Regions from separate parts of the Mus musculus genome. Here region 1 is linked to region 2. Evidence: chromatin loops called from intact Hi-C (ENCODE). Cell type or tissue: left cerebral cortex. All regions are shown on one strand. Each heading gives the region's core, and the rest is flanking DNA. Links, peaks and the distances in the headings are about the cores only. Region 1 overlaps Col9a1 (collagen, type IX, alpha 1). Region 2 has its middle 56 kb from the start of B3gat2.

The links. A loop is a pair of places that touch in the nucleus more often than their neighbours do. Peaks named below come from ENCODE experiments on the same cell type or tissue, not always from the same donor. Only the 100,000 strongest peaks of a DNase experiment are listed, where the experiment ranks them.
Region 1: it touches region 2 in a loop (6-fold over the local background); 6 of 42 quality-filtered maps call a loop at or near these places.

What each region holds. Positions count from the first base shown.
Region 1 is chr1:24,246,413-24,251,796 of GRCm38, forward strand. It overlaps Col9a1 (collagen, type IX, alpha 1), which reads left to right. Exons shown (of 38, transcript NM_007740.3): 38 at 5,265-5,384. Among named protein-coding and RNA genes, the nearest start is that of Col9a1, 71 kb to the left of the region's middle. In left cerebral cortex, for the core only: a CTCF peak has its summit at 2,925 (motif pointing left); a DNase peak (open chromatin) is centred at 2,881.
Region 2 is chr1:23,703,010-23,708,393 of GRCm38, forward strand. No RefSeq gene overlaps it. Among named protein-coding and RNA genes, the nearest start is that of B3gat2, 56 kb to the right of the region's middle. In left cerebral cortex, for the core only: a CTCF peak has its summit at 2,707 (motif pointing right); a DNase peak (open chromatin) is centred at 2,702.

The DNA.
Region 1 (5,384 bases), core at 188-5,187, 540 kb after region 2:
TTCTCTCTGGCCTTCAGTCCAGTATTTACGAAATAGCGGGGATATCATTCTGATGGTATAAACCTGAGAATTAAAAAAGAAGCAGTCCTGTAGAGTGTTTAGGGCAGTTTGTGAGCGTAACAGTGGCCAAGGAGGGTTGTCTATTAGTTTGGTTTTGCTTTTGACATTGATTTGGGATGCTAAGGGCAAAGCACAAAGTTACCCTGGCAGCCTTTTCTCCTGCTGCTCTTAATCTGCCGTAATGGGCAAACTTGTTCGCAATTAGCCCGGCCTCCGAGGCGCTGCCCCTCTCTTCCATGACTCTGCTGCGACTCTGTGCCGGTCCTGTAGAGAACGGGTCACTATGGTCATTTCACCAGCTAATTGTCCACCAAGAGGATGAACTTTAAAAAACAAATGTCCCAATAGGACTTAGACCGTGGGCTATGTGGTACTTACATAATGCTAATAAAACTTCGTGACCCGGAGGAAGCCTCAACCTGGAGGTTCGGTACAGGAACCTGTTTGGAGGCTTCTAGGTAAATACACATCTTACCGAAAGAAATACCCACTCCATTTTAAAGCTTTACTTTTAAAATTTTTTAAAAAACATTTAACACATTTTAATTTAGATATAGTTACATTGCTTCTCTCTTACAGTTTTTAAATTTGATTTTTAAAATGTTTTTAATTTAATTTGAATTACATCATTTTTCCCTTTTCCTCCCTCCAACCTCCCTAGATGTCCCCCCCCCCCCCATCTAATTTCTCTCATGTCCTCCTGGCTCTCATTGATAACCCATTTTTCTTTTTCTTTTTCTTTTTCATTTTTTAAATTAGGTATTTTCCTCATTTACATTTCCAATGCTATCCCAAAAGTCCCCCATACCCTCCCCCCAACTCCCCTACCCACCCACTCCCACTTTTTGGCCCTGGCGTTCCCCTGTACTGGGGCATATAAAGTTTGCAAATCCATTGGGCCTCTCTTTCCACTGATGGCTGACTAGGCCATCTTTTGATACATATGCAGCTAGAGTCAAGAGCTCTGGGGTACTGGTTAGTTCATAATGTTGTTCCACCTATAGGATTGCAGATCCCTTTAGCTCCTTGGGTACTTTCCCATTTTTCTTTGATTAATATTCTTATACACGCACACATATGCATGTATGTGTATGTACATGTTAATTAACCAGCTGAGTCCATTGTTGGTATACCTTGGGTTTAAGGAACAACCGGTCTGCTTTAGACAGGCTATGGGGCTGATCCTGGGGAGAGGGTAATTCCCAGCCAGCGTTAGTTGCCTGTAGTTCTTTGTCCTGGGGTGGGACCCGGGACAAACTACCTGGGGTAGGTAGAACTTTCCCCAGTCCACATTAGGATGTTCATTGTTATTGTTATCCTTGTCTTGTTTACGTAGCCATTTCCAGAAGACATTGTTTCAGAGCACATTTCCTGGAGTTCTGGCTCTAACAGCCTTTCTGCTCTTTTTATCTTTGTCCTGTCTTCCATGTTCCCTGAGCCATAGATTCAGGGGTTGTGATGTAGATATATCCATTGGGGCCCGGGTTTCCATGATCATTTGATCTCTGTGGTGTGTGCAGTTGTGGTTTTCTGTGATGGTCTCCATTCAAAGAACACTTCTTGCTTGTCCCCATTGTTGAATTCTGGATTTAAATCCTACGGAGTAGAAGAAGATCATTTCGTCATTGTTTGTGTAAAACTAACATACCTAAAAAGTTAAATCTGTAACATGTACCTTCATTATCGGTCAGTTCCTAGGATCCCTGTTTTGTTTCTGTGTCATTTTTTGCCCCCTGTCTCCTTTCACAGCAGCATGTCTCAGTTTGTTCACGGTTAGCTATTGCATGTTCTGGGATGTTACTATGACATTGCTTATTATAGACCATAGGTCATTCGTGTAACGGTGATTATCATTTTGGCTATAGTGTATTGTTACTTAAAAGCAGACATATGCTGCGTAGTTTGTTACACTTGAACTAGGTAGGAGGGGCAGCTATGTAAGGGCTGTGGTCCTGGGTACAGGCTCCTAGGACTTGTGGTCCTTTCTCTTCCTTATTTCCAGTGACTGCTGCTCTCAGTTCCTTTTTGTGGAATAGCAGTCAGAACCACACACTCTTATGGGCTATTCTAGGAGGATTTCTACTCATGCTGACACACGTTAAAGCCATAGAGCAGGGCCTGGCTAAGCCTCACACTGAGAATTCAGGTGATTGTGCTGTGATTGACTCTTTCTTTATATGTGAGCCTAGGCAGACTGGCTCAGGTCACACATCCTGACGGAGGTATCTCTGATTCTAAGTGGTAGAGGGAAATATTTATGTTTCTCGAGTCTAGGTTCATGAAATTGACAAAACGACAGGTTGTCCAGTGTGACTAGTTTGTCCCTGTCACCATAGTTACGTGATGAAGGCATATCTCTAGCTTATTAATCTGCCTCTCTCCCAGAGCTGTGCAGATCTTATAAACAACCCCCGGGCCTTGAATTCCCTCCCTCTTCCTTTTCTCACCAGAGCTAGCTAATGCTGCTCAGCTAGGTCATCTCATTAAGGGACATCCCTGCATGCCTGCTGCCACTGAACTGCCCACGTGTGACCAGTAACTCAGCACTCACAGCATTTCAAGGAAAAATATGTAATAATAAATCCTGACTTCCCTGTGCATACAAACCCACTAGAGAAAGGAATAAATTAACTGAAGAATCTCGTGAAATACCACACAAGTAAGCTTTGTGTGTGTGTGTGTATCTTTGGGGAACAATCCCAACAATTAAATAGTCATTGCATGTATCACCAGATCGCCTATTTAACACAGACAATTATTTGCATGTCTTTCTCCATCATGCCTGTGTATGCACTGTTGTTTCATTCTGTCAAGTGTTAGGGGAAAAGGCTCTGCTTACATCAGTGTAGCATGCCTGCCCTCTAGTGTCCACATGGAGAATGGTATTCACATTCTTTTAAATTCTTAAAATCATGAAAACTTTCTGGCAGTGGGGTCACTGATATTTCAGGAAGCTGTGTAGTCACTAGGTAGTTAGTGTAGTTAAAAGACCCACAGGGTGGTCAAGGCATAGTGAGGGCTCTTCAGATCCTGGTCTTCTGCCTTCCTGAAACAGATACAAATAGTATGCAGACAAATTAGCATGTCCGTGTTCTAATACAGCTATTTATATATAAATATGTGTAAATACAGTTTGGCCTGTGGGCTGAGGTTGACCTAATCTATGCTACCTGTCTAGCCCCCATTGTCTTTGACTCCTTTTGTGAGCATAGTCATTTTCTCCTGGTCTTGGTTTGATTTTAAGACAGATTTGACATATCTCAGCAGGACATTCTTATTGGCAAAGTGCATGAAAACCGCCTTTAACATGCAATTAGATGTGGCCTATTTTTAAAACTAAAAAAGAAATCCAGTTAACTGTTAACTGTCTCTAGTGTCAGGTGATGTAGAACTCTCTGCTACAGGAGCTGTTGTGACAGCCTTACCTGTAAGTGCCGGGGATGAAGGAAAGCCCCTCTCCCATTGGAGGAAATGGATGACCACCTCCTTCATCGCAACTGATAGTTGGATAAGAGCCTACGGGATAATTTATTGGGAATACCACATTGTTGCTCAACAGCAGCCTTGAGATGCATACATTCAAAGATAACTATCCTCTCTTAAACCTTGCAAATGGTTTGCCCTCTGACCCTGCTTTGTGGAGGGTGTGATGTAAGACCCACAGAAGAATGAGATGTCTGAAAAATAGGTTCCCTCACCTACCTTAATTTCAAAATATGTGAGCTATATAACAATAATACCATTTAATGTGTCCAGCTCATTACATTAAGATGTATGTAATTAGAACACTAAAATAGGAAAAAGACTGAAAACCCTGGGATGGGGGGGGGGAATGGGAGTACCTCCACCTATAACATGTAATTGGATATGAAGATTTGGCTTTTGGCTTCTCGAGCGGCTAAGACTCCCTATTAGGAGATTGCCCAAGTGAACGCAGTTGCTTTTACACTGTTTTCTTAGTAATAGAACGAAGCACTATTGATGCAAAGGGACACAAGCAACAGAGCTCCTCATTGTCCTGCTGTGTCTCACAATGTGTGGCCTATGGAGCACACGTGACAGAACACACATATCTGAAAGGAACTCACTGTGGTGAAAGTCACATTGGGGTGAGATTATGAAATTTTGTAGGGAGCATGGTGTGAGCCCTACCAGACACCAATAAATAATAACTAGTAGTTGAGACCGTCCCCATTTAATGGACAGAACTTAATGGTGACAAACGCAAACATTCCATTTTATTGATGAAGAACCATAGAGGCTTGCTTTCTTTTTTCCTGATTCTAGTGGTTCATAATTGGTTGAGTGTTTTTAACTTCTTAGCCATGGTCAACTTTGTCTGTATATGGATCACTGTAAGAAATTGGGGAGGCTGTTCGCATCTCTGCTCATGAGAAAGACAGTGTGAGTCACAAAACCAGCACAGCACCCGTGACTTTGAATCTTCAGTAGGCAAGGTGCAGAGTCAGGTGAAATTAGCTTGAATAAAATAGCTAGTCACTGACTTAATATAGTTAACCTTGGATTTTCCCACTTTATGATGACACGAAAGGAGACACATTTGGTAGAAACTTAACTTAGAAATTCTGAATTTTGATCTTTTTATGGGGTTAGCAATACATGATATGATGTTTTCCCCTAATGCCAGGAAGCACAGAGTTGGCCATGCACCCGCAAATGGAAAGAGTTGGTTTCTCTGTGGTGTGCTGGGCTGCTAAGTCCTGATGCTTGGCAGGTTGGATGATTTTTGACTTAACTATGTTCTTGACATAATCACACTGTACACTGAGGGATGCCTGTGCAGTTTATTTAACTCACAAGGTTCAAAATACTACCATACCAGGTAATAAGCCTAAATTTGTGAATAAAACACCTTATATTTTTTGCTTGCTAGACCTTCCAATTCCAGCTTTATTTTATGCTTACAGTTCACCTCAGTTTGGGCCAGTCACATTTCAGTATTCAGTAGACATAGATGGTTAGAGGGCACCATGATGCAAATATGGAAGACACACACTGAAATCACTTTCTGCCTTTGATTGCTGTGAAAGCCACATTCACTAACGGGTTTTCTCCTCTCATCACGGGTCACCTCCAAAGGCATTTGCTAAGCATCTTGCTTGCACAGTGCTAGGTTGTGAGGGTCTACTGTCTTATGCTAGTCAATAGCTTGTTCACATGTGTGGGCTTTTTATCTGTTTCAGGTGACCCAGGCCCTGCCAGCTATGGGAAAAATGGCCGTGACGGAGAGCAAGGTCCCCCGGGAGTGGCAGGAATTCCTGGTGTGCCTGGACCCCCAGGTCCTCCAGGCCCTCCTGGGTTCT
Region 2 (5,384 bases), core at 88-5,087:
CTAGTGTCCCTGGGTAGCTCACCAACAGTTTCTTGCCCTGATATATTTCTGATTTGTTTCTATTTTTATTCATGTGTGTACATAGTCCACACATGTGCAGGTGCCTCCAAATCCCAAAAGAGAGTATCAAATCCCCTTGAGCAGGAGAAACAGAGAACCCAGCTGCCCAATCCAGGCAGCTCAGCCCTCCTGATCCAGCACCACACGCCTAAAGGTTCTGTAGAAGCAGATAGTGTTGGAGCACAGTGAGAGGCAGAGGTGGCTGGATTCTGATGTCAGTGAGGGATAGTAATACCAACAGCAACAGACAAGCACTCAGAAGCAAGAAAGCCAAGTCCTGCTTTGCCTTCTCTCTTCCCTTTCATTCAGGCTGCCAGGTGGAAGATGCCTTGTCACTGAGGCCAGACAATGTCCCTCAGGAACACAAATCCTTTCCCCAGACATCTTTTAACCCAGATTGAGTTAGACAATATCTCAATGTTGGTGTTTAAGGACTACTAAAGGTGAGCTAGGCCCCATCATGGTGCACTGTAATTACATGTACCAATTCTATCTCCTTGACTAGGAGCGCCTGACATGTGGGGAAACTGGGGTATTTGTCTTGGATTCTCCAGTGTCTGAATTATGAAAACAATCTACCAACTATGTCTCCAGGAATAAAAATAAACAGCATTGGAAGCGATAGAGACACCTTGCTCATCCATGCCCACTGGTGTTTTATTCACAATAGCCAGGAAATGGAAACGGTCTAAGTAAGTATCTATCAACTGAGTAACCAATGGTGACAACGTGATACATTTACACAATGGAATTTTATTCATCTATTTTTTTAAAAAAGCAAATTTATTTATTTATTCACTCATAGGCAAGTGGATAGAGCTGGGGAGAATCACTCTGCGAGATAACCAGTTAGGGCTACTGTTGCTATGACGATGCACCATGATCTAAAGCAGCTTGGGAGGAAAGGTTCTGTTGGTTTACATATCCTGAATCGCAGTCCATTGAGGGAAGAAACTCTAACCAGGCAGGAGCCTGCAGGCAGGAGCTGATGCAGAAGCCATGGAGGGATGCTGCTTACCAGTTTGCTCCTCATAGTTTTCTCAGCCTGCTTTCTTATAAAACCCAGGACCACCATCCCACGGATAGCCCCACCCACATCAGTCTATAAGAAAATGCCCTACAGCCCCATTTTATGGAAGTATTTTTTTTTTCGATTGAGGTTCCTTCCTCTTACGTAACTCTAGATTATGTCAAGTTGGCATAAAACTAGACATGACATTACTTACATGTAAATGTCAGCTTTGAATCCTCAGACAAGTGTGTTTCATCCAAAAATACCCACAGAGATCATTTTACATTTAAAACTTTTTTAAACTATGCTGAGTTGTTGTTGATTGCTTGTTGATTTTTTTCTCCTAGCCCTTTCCAGTACACTAGGTAGACAAGATTATGACTGGGCATATAGCTCACTGATGAAATATTTAAGGAGCATAGATATGGGAAGACCCTTGGTTCAAGTCCCTGCAGGCAGGCAGGGCTGTTGTTTTTCTTATTCCTCCAGTTGACCAGATTCCAAGAAGATGTCATCCTTTTCCCATGGTCGATTGTTGACTAGCTAATCTTGTATGACAGAGTAGGAAATCCAGGCAGGCAGTATCCAACATCAATTCTGCCCTTGACTGGACCCCATAGAGTAAGCTTTCAGGGGCCTGGCCTTGCCTCAAAGCCTAAAGGACTGTATAGCCATTAATTTTAAATTGCTGGGTTAAAGGGTAATTTTCGTAAGAAAACCACACTGAAAGTCAACATAGTATCAGTAAAAATAAGCCCATTGAGACAAAATGAGGCAAGAAATCCAACAGCTGAGTGTTGTGTCTCTCTTCAGAAATATTCCTCAGGCCTTGCTGGTATTTTGATGTAACTTTAACAAGAATTTATATAAAATTAGAGAAACCTTGGTTCCAGGTTTTGGCAATGTGCTTGCATCAGTACCATATGAAACCAAGTATTTCCTAGAAACCAAAGGACAGCAACTGAATGTCTGTCCCCTTTTTAAATGTCTGGCTCTAGCAATCACTTGATAAACATCTGTCAATTATTGATTTCCTTCTTGGCTCCAATAATTACATTTTTAGTTAAACAAAAGAAGTCTCATGGTATATAAGTATGCAGCTTTCAAATGCTTCTTATGAGAAGAGAATTAATGACTCCCCTCATTTTGAACCACAGAATGCAAATGAGTTCCATCTTTTGTTTAAAATTCTTCAGTCTGCTCTAGCCATCCCTCTGAGAGCTCAGGGTCTCCCATCTTTTAATGATCTGCTTGCTGAAGCCAGGGACACAGTCGCTAGTGGTTAACTTCCCAGAACACCGATTGTTAGTAGTTACAATGGACACATCGCTCTCTGGCTGAGATGGCACTGGGAAATCGATAGCTCTTTGTTGATTAATAACTGATTTCCCCACTGAGCAAAATGTGCTGATCAATGCCTGCTCCTGTGGATTCGGCCTCTCTACCCTGCCTGCCCCAATCATAGACCTACTGACCACACCACAGAAGCAGTTCCAGTATTGGGTCCATGCTTCTTGTTGTCCGGAATGTATCCAGGGTACCCTACAGTGAGCAAGACAACTGGTTGGGCCATACCCCAGATTTGGCTTTCAAATGTTAGAGCCCGTTCTCTCTGCACCGCCCCCCTCTCCTGTCCACTAGATGGTGCTGTAAACCCGTGTTTGTAACACTTCACTGGGCTTGGGGAAAGATGGCTGAAAAAAAAAAAAAAGATAGGTCAGATGTTATAGAATGATTGAAATGGGCAATCCTTTACCCATTCTGCTCTGTGCACACATCTCAGCAGGCGCTTGAATAAATGGCTCATCCAAAAGAAGACACAGCTTTCCCATCTAGCTACTGTCCCTGGCGGCCTGGAGCATCCATGATTTCAAGACAAGCCCCTATTGGTACCTCTGTTTTAAATTAAAGCAGCTGTTTATCTGGTGAATAACAATAATATGCTGCCCCAATGGATAGACTCTATGAGATGGAGTAAGCCTGTGATCTCCCAAGAAACCACTCAGTAAAATCAGCAGCTTGTCATCTGCCCAGATTCATTAATTGTACTCCAATCCCAATACCCAAAATCAAGAGTGAGATGTTTGCCACTGAGGCTCTGTTCCGAGCCGTAACCTTCGAGGTTGAAGGTCAAAGTCATGGAAGAACCCTAATCACACAAGGAAACCTTCATGCTCCTTTCTAGTCATTTCTATAGGAATTCCACCGCTGGGGCTCCAAAGGAGGTATCCAGTCACTGTGGCTCCTAGGGAGAGAGATCTGAAGCCTCTTTGATAAGAAGGCTAATTCTCTTGTTCTGTTCTGGTTTGGTTTGTTTCCCTTTGTGGCACCAAGGTCCTCGCAGCAGTAACATAAATCAGACAGATTTGCCTTGGAGGCAGCCATCAGCCTCTTGTTCCTGTGACAAAATGGATTTAACCTCATTTGTGACCAACCACCCCCTTCTCACTGATTTTTGGATTGTTTGCTTAACTTGCTTTGGGAAGGAGTATCAATAATTCAGCATTAGCCAGTTGGCATGTCACCCTGACAGATGGAAACAGCGACAGTCCTATCGATTCACTCCCTCTTGGGGGCACTGGTGAATCCCACCCTACCCCCAACGCCAGGCCCTGTCTGTGGATTAGTGAGAGGAGGAAAAAATTATTCCAACACAGTCACTAAAGCCCGTCCAAAACCCCTGACTACAGCCAAATATGCAAATTTTCTGGGATGTTTTCACATCAGGGAAACAGGAGGAGTGAGGAAGGCAAGGAATAAGGCATTAGCAATTCACCTCAGTAAACTGAGCAACAGAGAAACAGGTAGGAGGTGACCCAGAAAATAGTTGAGCCAGGAATCAGCCTCCTGCTTTTGACATAACATCTCCGGTACCCCAGAAAGTGTGTGTGTGTGTGTGTGTGTGTGTGTGTGTGTGTGTGTGTGTGTGTGTATTTCTCTGAGTGTGTGTCTGTGTATCAGTGTATCTATGTATCCAAGTGTGTGTTTGTGTGTACAGTATGTGTGTGTGTACAATGTATATGTGTCTCTCTGTCTCTGTGTGGATGTGTGTGTCTGTATCTGTTTATATTGTGGTCTGTGTCTGTCTATTTGTCTGTGTGTATGTGTGTGCAAAGTAGGTGTGTGTGTATCTGTATATTCATATATGTGTGTCTGTGTATCAGTGTGTCTGTGTATCCGTGTGTGTGTGTGTACACAATGTATGTGTGTTCCTCTGTCTCTATGTAGATGTGTGTGTCTTTATCTGTTTATACGTGTGGTATGTGTTTATGTGTCTGTGTATATGTGTGTGTATACAATGTATGTGTGTTCCTCTGTCTCTATGTAGATGTGTGTGTCTTTATCTGTTTATACGTGTGGTATGTGTTTATGTGTCTGTGTATATGTGTGTGTGTGTGTGTATATATCTGTATATCCATATGTGTGTGTATGTGTATCTATGTATGTGTGTCTGTGTGTAACTGTATCCATATGTGTGTATATCTGTGTACCCATGTGTGTGTCTGTGCATCTGTGTATCCATATGTGTATGTGTGTGTGTATGTGTAGCTATTTGTGTATCCACACATGTGTAATGTGTATCTGTGGGGTGTGTCTGTGTATCTATGTGTGTGGGTTATGTATCCTTGTAGCCATATGTGTGTACACATATGTATGTGCATATGCTTGTCTGTGTATTATGTATGTGACAGAAGAAGCGATGGTGGGGAAAGGAGCTGAGAAAGCTAGAGAGTTAAATTGTGAGCCATGCTGAGTGAGATTATTGACTTTCTCTAGTGAGTCCTGTGTTTCTTGGCTGCTGCCTCTCAGAAGACTGAAGAACTGCAGATGCAGCCCAAGAATCCTAACTGGTGGTCACAGGCCTTAGTCAAAGGGCTTACATCACAGACCATTGGCCCATAGCTAAAACAAGCCAATTCCATTTTATGTTTCATCTGTCTTTGAATTCATAGAAACCAGAGCACTGCAAAGTCTGCAGGTTAGACGTTCAGCAAAATTGTTGACTAACGTCCAGCGCGTCTCCTTACCATTAAATTCCCAAACAAGTAAACAGCTGAATTTTGATACCCTAAAGTAGAAGAGCACGGGAATACAGTGACAAAGCAGAAATTCTGGAGAGCGGAAGTGCCCCTGGATTGCTGCATAGCCAGCAGAGGGAACATGGCTGCCGTCCATCTTGGCTTCCTCCAGTCAAACCCACCTGAAACCAGGAAAAACACACCTCCCTATTAAGAAGAGCTAAAGAAAAACCTGCCTTCTTAAATTGCAGGTCATGACTCTAAATGGAGTTGTTGAACTAAATGGGGCCATG